4 separate regions of the Mus musculus genome follow, and all the other regions are linked to region 4. Evidence: chromatin loops called from intact Hi-C (ENCODE). Cell type or tissue: gastrocnemius. All regions are shown on one strand.

What was found. Hi-C counts contacts between places; a loop is a spot of excess contacts. Peaks named below come from ENCODE experiments on the same cell type or tissue, not always from the same donor. Only the 100,000 strongest peaks of a DNase experiment are listed, where the experiment ranks them.
Region 1: it touches region 4 in a loop (6-fold over the local background); 13 of 42 quality-filtered maps call a loop at or near these places.
Region 2: it touches region 4 in a loop (12-fold over the local background); 4 of 42 quality-filtered maps call a loop at or near these places.
Region 3: a loop joins it to region 4, with 5 times the contacts of the local background. A loop is called at or near these places in 11 of 42 quality-filtered maps.

The regions. Positions count from the first base shown.
Region 1 is chr16:24,484,004-24,486,503 of GRCm38, forward strand. All of the region lies in intron 3 of Lpp (LIM domain containing preferred translocation partner in lipoma), which reads left to right. Among named protein-coding and RNA genes, the nearest start is that of Gm24440, 79 kb to the left of the region's middle. In gastrocnemius, a CTCF peak has its summit at 1,447 (motif pointing right); no DNase peak of the experiment used is centred here; H3K4me3 peaks cover 667 bases; H3K27ac peaks cover 2,356 bases.
Region 2 is chr16:24,072,215-24,074,714 of GRCm38, forward strand. No RefSeq gene overlaps it. Among named protein-coding and RNA genes, the nearest start is that of Gm46545, 9.2 kb to the right of the region's middle. In gastrocnemius, no CTCF peak of the experiment used is centred here; a DNase peak (open chromatin) is centred at 1,111; H3K27ac peaks cover 2,500 bases.
Region 3 is chr16:24,155,363-24,157,862 of GRCm38, forward strand. No RefSeq gene overlaps it. Among named protein-coding and RNA genes, the nearest start is that of Gm32126, 2.9 kb to the right of the region's middle. In gastrocnemius, no CTCF peak of the experiment used is centred here; a DNase peak (open chromatin) is centred at 1,561; H3K4me3 peaks cover 260 bases; H3K27ac peaks cover 2,412 bases.
Region 4 is chr16:23,988,604-23,991,103 of GRCm38, forward strand. Bcl6 (B cell leukemia/lymphoma 6) reads right to left here and starts at 249. Exons shown (of 10, transcript NM_009744.4): 1 at 1-249. Gm31527 (a long non-coding RNA gene) reads left to right here. Exons shown (of 2, transcript XR_384770.3): 1 at 1-625. In gastrocnemius, no CTCF peak of the experiment used is centred here; DNase peaks (open chromatin) are centred at 227 and 1,406; H3K4me3 peaks cover 2,500 bases; H3K27ac peaks cover 2,500 bases.

The DNA of each region.
Region 1 (2,500 bases), 500 kb after region 4:
GTCTACTGTGAGGAAGCAAAATCCAGTGACCTAGTTACAGCCTGTTCCCTGCACTCGTGCCTCTGAGGCAGCCCCAGCTTCAGCTTGAAGAGAGATGCTGTCTCTTCAAGGTGCTGGTTGTTGGCATATCTTCCTATGGGGCCACCACCTTCTTCTTTTCTTTTAAATATGATAACAATGAAATGTCATGTAGAAAATCCAATAATTGCTGACTAGAAATCAAAAAGAAAACAAAACTCACCGTGAGCACTTCTAGTTAGAGCTATGAAGCCTGCGCTTGTTTGATCGATGTAGCATTGTAGGGGTATCCTGTGCTGGTGTGTGTCAGTAATAACTGGTAGAGATGGTCGCTGGTTCTATAGGTAGACTGTTTTCATTCTCAGCACAAAAACTGAGCTACAACACATACTGTCACCATTGCTCTGGTGCCAAAGTGGATTTCGTGGTGGCATAGTGATTAAATATCTAGTATTTCAAAGGGCTTGGGTGTCCTTTTTGTGCCTGAGCTGTGCCCCAGCAGCAGCTATATGAAGAAAGCTACAGAACAATGAAATCAACGCGACTGGAGTTCAACACACCGTTTCTGTAGCATTTGGTGTGTAACCTTATGACGGGCAGGGTGTGGCCGACAGTGGGTGCTGGGAAGGCATGCTCTACCCTCTTTTTCTGTTTGGGATCCTAAGAGATTCCAAGGGCTTTTGTTCCTTTGAGGGAAGGTTCTGGAAGACTACAGCTGTCCCTATATTATCCTCATTTATAGTAATGGATCTTAGCTGAGCCAAGCTACAAATGGCAGGAGAGATTTCAAAGAGCATTGCCTAGTGGGGCTGCAGCTCAGTGGCAGAGCCTCTTTAGACCTTGGAGTCAATTCCAAGCACCGGAAAAGAAGAGAAAGAAAGGATACCGCCTTCCAGTGTGCCATGTTTAGCCTAGAGGTGTCTGGGATGGACAGTAAGACTTGGAGCATAGATGCCCTGCCACACCCTGAGGGCAAACGTGTGCTTTTTCCTCTGGAGTCTTTTGTTTTCTTCTAGTTTGCATTTTATTTTGTTCTCTTTTATTTCTAGATGGTCTTATCACTTGAATGATTTCTAAGCACTATAGTGAATTTGAAGCAGGGCAGGAAAATACAAAGTAGAAAATAAAATTTACCCCTGAATACATTCTGCTTTAATGATCGTTGTTAAATTTTTGGAAAAAAGTTTTCTAGCACCCTCGCCCCCCCCCCATTCCTTCCTACTCTCTCTCTTCCCCAGTGTGTCTAAATGTGCACGTGTGCACGTGCTCACATGTATGGCTATGTTTACAGTTTATTTATGTGAGGCATAAATAACCACAGTTTTCAATGCCATGAACTTTTTTACTAAAATGATATGTCTTGTACATTGTTTTTCTTTAAAAACAAAAGATAATTTTGCGTATGACTGTTTTGCTTCCATGTTTGCCTGTGTGCTGCTGTGTATTTGGTGCCTGCAGAAGCCAGAAGAGGGCGCTAGATCCCCTGAAATTGTAGTTACAGATGGTTGTGAGCTGTCAGGTTGATGCTGGGAATCAAACTCAGGTTCTCTGGAAGAGCAGCCAGTGCTTTTAACTACTGAGCCATGTGTCCAGCCTCTAGAAACCCTTAAAAAAAAAAAAACCTGAGCAGCAGCTGCTACACATTTGCATTTAACATTGCATATTCAAGTGTAGAGAGATTATGATGCGAAACTGTGGTCCTAAGGAAGAAAAGTTGCTCTTGCAGGGGTAAGGTAGAGGCGCGGTTGGTGAGGTGTGGCCAGCCATCCAAGGTCCTCTTCTTGGCAGTATGGAGAGAGAGGTCCTAACGTACAGTCAGGCAGGGCATGAGAGAAGGAAGATTTGGGGATGTCTGCAGTGAGACTGGGTCAAGAATGAAGAAATGATTCTAAGAATTAGTGATGAGCTGGGAGAAGGACTTAGGAGTTCAAGTAATCACTTGTTGGATAGGCTGAAATGAGGGTACCGGTCTCAGAACTAGATGACTCCAGGAGCAGCTCTAATGGGTACTCAGTGGCCCTTGTGTCATAGAAGATCATATATACATCATGAATATTCTTTTTGAGAATTTCTTGCACATATATAATACTCTTACCCTCTGTCCTCCCATCTCCTTCCCACTCTTGCCTTCCTGCTGCCCTCTCTCCTTCTCCTTACAAGCCCCTCCCTGCTTAGACAGGGGCTTACCCACGTGGGTGTTCAATTCCTGTTCTAAAGTGATCCTCCTGCCTCAGTCCTGTCATTACTCCTTTGACTTTTACCTGTTACCATGCCTGGCACTTGAAAAAAAATAGGGCTTCTCTCCCTCCCTGTTCGTATGTGTGTGTGTGAGTGTGTATATGTATGTATGTATGTATATGTGTATTATTTGTGTATGTATGTGTTTATAATTCATCCATCCATCTGTTTGTCTGCCTTATTTCATCTTTTTAATGGCTACTATTTTACCCCAGATTTAGGATATAGTTTTCTTAAGGTCTGG
Region 2 (2,500 bases), 84 kb after region 4:
GTAGCTCTACATCAGCCTGTGCATTGGTCCCTGGCCACCCCAAACCAGGGCTTTCTGCTGCCGGGACTTTAGCCCTCTTAGCACAGTAGATCTTTGCCCTGCTTAGGATATAGAATAACATTGGTCTCCCTGCTAGGAGGCAGGTCCTTCAGAGGCCTGTAGACCTCTGAAGTGTGCCTGCTCAGCCAAAGCTCCCTGAATAGAAGAGAAAGCAATGAAAGAGAATGTAAGAATTACCATTTTTGAAGTATTTTAAGCTTCATAGAGCAGTAGCAAAGACAATACAGGTTTCAAATAAATTCCTTGCAAATGCTCAATTGTATCACCATATTTCCCCGGAGATTAGCCATATCAACATTAACGTTACTAGTTTCAACTCCAATGGCATCTGCAGAACCCCTTGGGTTGCAAATGCCCTCTCCTCCCCAGCCCTCTCTTCCCCACTCTCTGCTCTCTCCTCTTTTCTTTTCTCAACTCTCCTCTCCACACATCAACTCACTCATACCACCTATAGTGCAAGGCTAGGGAGGAGAAAAGAGAGTATATCCACGAACAGATTAAAGAGGCTCTTCAAGGCTTCATGGTTTGAAAGAGAAGGATCAAATCGTAAGTGAGCCGGGGTTTCCTAACTCATGGCTTGTCCCTGTTTCTTTGGGCAATGCTGCCATTTTTCCAATCAGGTTCCATTGCCTCTGCTCTGGCTGCATGGGCTAGCATGGTTTTTTCCTTTCCTTTCCTTTCCTTTCCTTTCCTTTCCTTTCCTTTCCTTTCCTTTCCTTTCCTTCCCTTGCCTTCCCTTCCCTTCCCTTCCCTTCCCTTCCTTCCTTCCTTCCCTTCCCTTCCCTTCCCTTCCCTTCCCTTCCCTTCCCTTCCCTTCCCTTTCTTTCTTTTTTTGTATTTCTGACAAGGTGAAGATGGCAGCTGCCTCTTCAGCTTGTATGCTGGGCTGGCCCTGAGCAGCTGTAACTCACACTACCAAGTGCTGAGACACCAACATTCCTGCCCCTACACGGCATATCCTCCCCTCACTCAATCATTCTGCACCCGAAGTGCCAGAGGGAGGAGGTGCTGCCAGCCGTGGCTTACCACAGGGTCCTCAGGCGCCCTGCAGCCTGGTGACTGGGATGCCATCTGGCACCCGCCACAGCTGCAGGGCCTCCAGCCTGGCCTAGAAATCCAGAGTGGGCTCTTGGCATTGGCGCAAGAAAGCCCTCTAGCCTCTGGTCAGTATGTCCATCCTTTCCTAGATGGAACAAGCCACTGATTGTCTCCAGGCCTCAGCCTCCTCAGCTGTCAGGACAGGAGAAGAAGTGAATTTGGGAGTACTTGATCTTTCATTTTTCTCAGCCCTGGATCCCCTTATATTCAGGAAGGAGTCTTAGGTCCTGTTCCCAAGTAGAAACAGTACTCAGTATGGAGAAATGGAGACTCATGAGCAGTGAAAAAGTAGCGTCAGAGGGAGAGATCTGATATGGATGCTATGGTGAGGATCAGATGACTTCAGCATAGGTCAAGCATGCAGTCAGTGGTCAAATATTTGCAACAGCAGTAGTGAGAATGACATCTATCCCGAGTCTCATCTGCTCCCGTCATCCATCCGAAGCCAGGCCCTTGCTTTCCGCTGCCATGTGTTCTCTGTGCCAAGGGTGCACACACGCCTCTGTCCCAGCTTCCTAAAACATAGCTGTGCTATGCATTCCTTTCCTGTTCAGAATCCTTCACTGATGCCCAAGCACCCCAGGAGTTAGGTGTCAATGCTTCACACTGTGCATCAAGAGTCACAACACATGGGTCCCCCCTCCTAACCTTCCCAGCCTTCTTGGTTCCCCACACCTGCCCAGTGCTTTGGTAAACCTGCCTTTCGTGACCAACAACAGGTGCTAGTTGTTGATGTCTGGCAAAGAGCAATAAGATCGTATGTTAGATGTGGCTCTGGAGTCAGAAAAAAATTAATGTTGGATGGCTGTGTGGCCCTCAGCAATCTCTGAGCCTTGGTGTCCCCACTTCTAAAGAAGGATTTGTAAATGGTACCTCAGGACTGTGAGGACAGAAGCCAGATGGAGAGCGTCTGATCTCCAGTGAGTACCACTACTCAGTACCCCTTGTTACTCGGTGCTCCCATACTCTGGCTGGGTCCTGCCTAATACTGACCCCTTCCTGACGGACTGAGATATGCTTCCCTAGTACGCCTTCTGCACACACCCTGCTTTTCCCTTTGTAGAAGTCAGGTCTGGTTCTTCTTCTCAGTCTCGTGCTGTCAGAAAGAAGACTCAGGCTCAACATATATTTACAAATGCCTTGGCCATACAGCTAGGCTCTTCTCTGACTCGATCATAACTTAGATTAAACCCATTTATCCTAATCTACATTCTGCCATGTGACTGGTTACCTGTGCTCAGGTACCACACATCGATCTCCTCACATTTTCCCTGGTGAATTTCCTGTGCCTGGCACTATCCCAAAATCCTTTCTGCTTTTTGGATGTCCCACCTCCAACTTT
Region 3 (2,500 bases), 170 kb after region 4:
AGTCTGTTATCTCCAAAGTAATTTCAGTTTCTAAAGAGCATTTGGTACTCCTAGAGGCTTGGAAAACAGTCTAGTTTCTGCAGACAGAATTGTATCTGTGTGTGTGTGTGCTTGTGACTTTAGGAGTGTGTGTGTGTGTGTGTGTGTGTGTGTGTGTGTGTGTGTGCACGTGTGTGCCTGCCTGCCTGCCTGCCTGTCTGTCTGTCTTTGTGAGTGTCTGTCTCTCTGTCTGTGTCTCTGTCTCTGTGTGTGTGTGTCTGTCTTTATTTGTGTCTGTCTCTCTCTCTCTGTGTGTGTGTGTGTGTGTGTGTGTGTTTGGGTGTATGTGTTAGAGAAACTGCATGAGACAGGCTGTTGGGCAGTATTGAAATTAGGCTGTTTTCCCATAGCATAGAGAAGGCTCTAGCATAGTGTGAATCTTATGGGGGAAAATATACAGTGGATGCCTCTGTATAAATTATGATCATTTCAAGAGCCTATCGAAATAAATCACAGCCTCTGACTGGCGAGGCCTTGGAAGCTAGAGGGGAACCAACTATTGCCACTTTCCTAAACTCCTATCATTCCTATCTGCATTCTACATGCCTGCCTTATACCCACAGATAAAAGTAGTTTTCTCCACTTCAGAAAAGAAGTTTCTTTTTGCAGTAGATGGAGATCATTATAGGAAGCCATAACAGGTCAAAATGCAAAGATCAGCTGACTGCAGGGTGATCAGACGCAGCTAATATACATTTACAGCATGTCCCTTACACATAAGGTTCAGGGAACATCATGGAAGAGGGACAGAAAGATAGAAAAAGCTGGAGGACCAGAGCATCTGCTGTATGAGAACGTAAAACAGAAAGAGGACACGAAATAGAGAGAGAGGAGAGGATAGATCTGGATGAAGCTATGGAGAAGATAAATTGTATAAAACTCTTTAAGAATTAACAAAAGTGTGGCTTAAAAAAAAAAGAAAGAAAAGAAAAGAAAAGAGATAATCCTCCAAAGTTTTTCTACTTTAACCCTTTCCAGGAGATAGTGATAATGTGGCTCAAAGAAAAGGAATCTCTTGTCCCAGCCAAAAAAGAAAGAAAGAAAGAAAGAAAGAAAGAAAGAAAGAAAGAAAGAAAGGAAGGAAGGAAGGAAGGAAGGAAGGAAGAAAGAAAGAAAGAAAGAAAGAAAGAAAGAAAGAAAGAAAGAAAGAAAGAAAGAAAGAAAGAAAGCAAGCCAGTCGATATAATAACTCAAATGGGAATAAACCCTATAGGTGACTTCCAAGTGAGATGCCTCTCTCTGTTACATTTCTTCTCGTTTCTGTACCGGTGTTACAAAAGATGAATCCTAAAACAAAGTCTTCTGGTTGTATTTGGGCTAAATGTTTGAGTAAGTTCTCAGGCTTGACGACCAGTTCCAAGGTACTGGGTGACAGGTGGTCTCTATTTTTGATCACACACTAAACGTTTGTGCCTACCAAGCCATAGCGAGATAAATTAGTTGCTTGGCATCAGAAGAACATGAGTCATCTTTCTCACCAGCAATAAATCCAGTGCCTGGCACGGGGCAGATGAAATGCAAAGTGACAGCTGAGATTGGAGCATGCTTGCCTCCCTCTGTCCCCATTTCCTTAGTCCATTCCCAAGCTGGCAGACAATGTTGCACTGTCCTTGCAACCATGGTCAAGGATTTGTCAGTACTGATTTTTTTTTTTTTTTTTTTTTTTTTTTTTTTTTTTTTTTTTTTTTGTAGCCGGTAGCTAGAGGAGGGCAAGCGTGAAGGATGTTTGGGTATATGACAACTGACAAGCAGGTGGAGACATGAGGTTCATGTGAGTGTCCCAGCCTCAATCCTCACTCTGCATGACATTGGACATGACACCTGTCTTTAGGGACTCCATTTCTCACCTGAAACTTGAGGGGGTTCCCTTTCTACTTCCAGCAAAGGCTGGACCCATGAGTTGATCAAGCCTTTCTTTCTCCAGCATGGTGTTGTGGGTTCCCAAGCAAGCAGCAGTTCAAAGATTTCTCACCCCAGTTAACAGTTCTGACATAAGTACTTGAGGTCATTGGAAGCTGGAAAAGCACACCAATAGCAGACGCAAAAGAGCAAGCCCAACTTGGTCTCTGCTCAACACCCTGGTGGTTGTGAGTCCATTCCCTGCCTATTTATTTAGTTTTGAGACAAGACCTCTCTCTGTAGCCCATGTTTTCCTCAACTTGAGTGTGACCCTTTCACCTAAGCCTCATGAATACTGGGAGTAGACATGTACCAGTATGTCTGGTCTAGTTTCCTAATAGAATCTTCAATTATTTCTCTGTTTTTTGTTTTTGTTTTTGTTTTTTAAAGTTAGTGTCTGTTCGACAAAGTTGTCTTGTGGATCAGAACATGGAAGCCATGGTGCTTATAAGCCTAGAACCTGAAGAATGGAGTGCTGAGATGTGAGGATAAAAAGTTAAGGACACTTCCTGATTCTCCATGCAGACACAAGAGACCAACAGGTTCATGGTGAGGCGTAACC
Region 4 (2,500 bases):
TGCATCACCACTTCTAAGAACCCCAGTTCTAAGAATCAACAGAGCTCAATTCTCGGAATTTGAGCTGCGGGCTTTACCATTGCTCCGCAGCAGGGGAGGACTCGGTGGCAGCGGCGCGCTCCGCAGCGCCCTCCCGGCCGGCAGAATGCCTCGGGGCCGCGCCGCTCGCCGCCCTATAGTGCGGATCGTGGTTCCCGCAGCACCGCCGCCCGGAACACCGGGGGTCCCGAGGCGGGCGCGCGCGGCTACAAGGCGACCCTCCCTGCCCCGGGCCACCGATGGAACCGCCCGCTCCGCCGCCGTCACGTGGGCTCCGTGACGTCGGCGTCTTCGCTGTAGCAAAGCTCGGCCTCTGGAATTCTGAGAACTAATTTGCTATTCGGTGACATAAGAGGGAGAGTGCGCTTTGCTTTCCCGGGGTCTGGGGCTAATTCTTCCTCTCCTACCCATAAACTCGGCTCCTCGAGCTAAATACACAAAAGGGAGCGAGAGAGTTGAGCCGTTAGAACAAGTGTGTTAGAGGCAGGTTTAGAGAGACGAGGGAGGGAGAAAACAATAAATACCACAGCTCCTTCCAGCTAGAGTATTAGGCACCACGAGAAAAATATTTGCCAAGCAGTTTTCGGTGGGTTCATTTGTTTTCTTTTTATTTGGGACAATTATGTTGGGGCGGGGGGGGGGTCCTTTGGGGATGGTGGCTTGGGATGCTCCTGTTGTATTTTAATGATTTAGGTGGGGTTTTTTTTCCGCTTCTGATTTTTGCCTTTTGCAAGTTTGTGGTGTTATGTAAATCGTCGGGACTGTCATTCGTTGGTTTTATTGTCTCCCTGCGTTCTCGCTTTCTCTCTCTCTCTCTCTCTATCTCTCTCTCTCTCTAAAGGTGCAATATTTCAACCTAATACCATTGACAGAAGCTTACATTTTTGGCCACATATGACAGCCCCAACCTCCAACACCACCACCGCTCCCCGCCCGCCCCCCCCGCCCGCCCCCCAGCCGCCCTTGGTACAATTTCCTTTTCCTCTTGGACTTTTGCTGAAGCTTTCCTGCACTTGAAAGAGATGTAAAAGGATTTGGATTGGTTTGGTTTGTTTCTTTCCAGGACAGCGAGTGGTGGGTTTACTCTGTTACTGTTGACTCTCAGGAAATTTCTTGATGCTAGAAATGTGTGTGTGGGTACGTGTAATGTTTGCCTGTTACAACATTCTGTGAAGCCAAATACATGTTTGTATTTTGCTATTTTCTTAAGGTCTTGAACATTCCCCCCACCCTTTTTTTTAAACCCCCACTGGGTTCGTTTCAAGGTCGTCGGGAGAAAGGAAAAAAAATCTCTTCAGTATGTGTTGAAGGGATCAGCCTGAGGGAATTCTAAAGGCCTGGCTGCCAGGATCACAGATACTGCGCGTATTGAGTACAGGCTGTGCTACACTAGGCGCACTGCTCGCAGCCGGGTCCTCTAGGCTTTGGAGCAGAGCTGAGGGGAGGAGAGGAGCGGAATCTTTCTTTCCCTTCTTTCTTCCTTTATTTTAAAAGGTGAATACAGGGCAGACTCCTTTCACGGTGGGCCCTGGGTTATGTGTTCATAGCTGCAGTTTCCTTATTTAAATGTTGGTCGGGGTTTTTGCCCTCCTACTCATCCCTGGATGAGTGAGACTCTTGTTTCTTTTATGTCTGTCTCTTGCAAGAAGGGTGTGAGCTAAATAATATTCAGATTCCTTAAGAACTAGAATGAACTCAAAGTGTTTGGAGCAAAAGACTCTTTCAAAGGTCAGGCTGTTCTGGGCTTTAGCTGTGAAAGTCCTTCAAGTGGCTCGTTAAATCACAGAGGGGTTTTCAAGCATTCGCAAAATATCTCCACATATTAATTTCTAATGAATACTTGTGGACCACAACCCTAAACGTGGGCTTAAAAATAGAGATGCAAGCAGAGTTCTGGAAGACTGCTGGCTTGTGGGGTACAGAGGACTGGTCCTATGAGAAGTTTTTGCTGTGCTGTTGTTGGAGTACCACCACTTCAAAAGATGATGTCACAGGTTTTAGAACTGGGGGAGTCGAGGAAGGAGCTGGTTGTTTTCTGTGAGGGTTGGAACTTAGAAAATCCGTTGTCTGTCCCTGAGAAATCTGAATGCTTTAATACGTATTGGCAGATGGATTACTGCAGTCTCGGTGGAAAAGCCTGTCTTGTGAAGGATTTTTGAGGAATACACATAGGCCTAATCCTATCACTGTTGGGAAAATGAACATTTTACTTCCAAAGACACGGTGACTTTGTCAAATTGATCCACACTGCCCGGAAGCAGGGTGGCTGCTTTGGGTTTTTGTGTCTTAGAGTCCCCTTCCCTCTCATTTTAGAGTATTAAGTTAATCCCACTGGACCAAAATGACACCCTAATTTTGCTGAAGTGAATTTCTTTGTGTAGCTAGCTGTCTGATTACTACCTTTTCTGAGCATTAAGTACTTCAAATTTCTTAGATGCAATTTAGCTTTGGAACGCAGGTG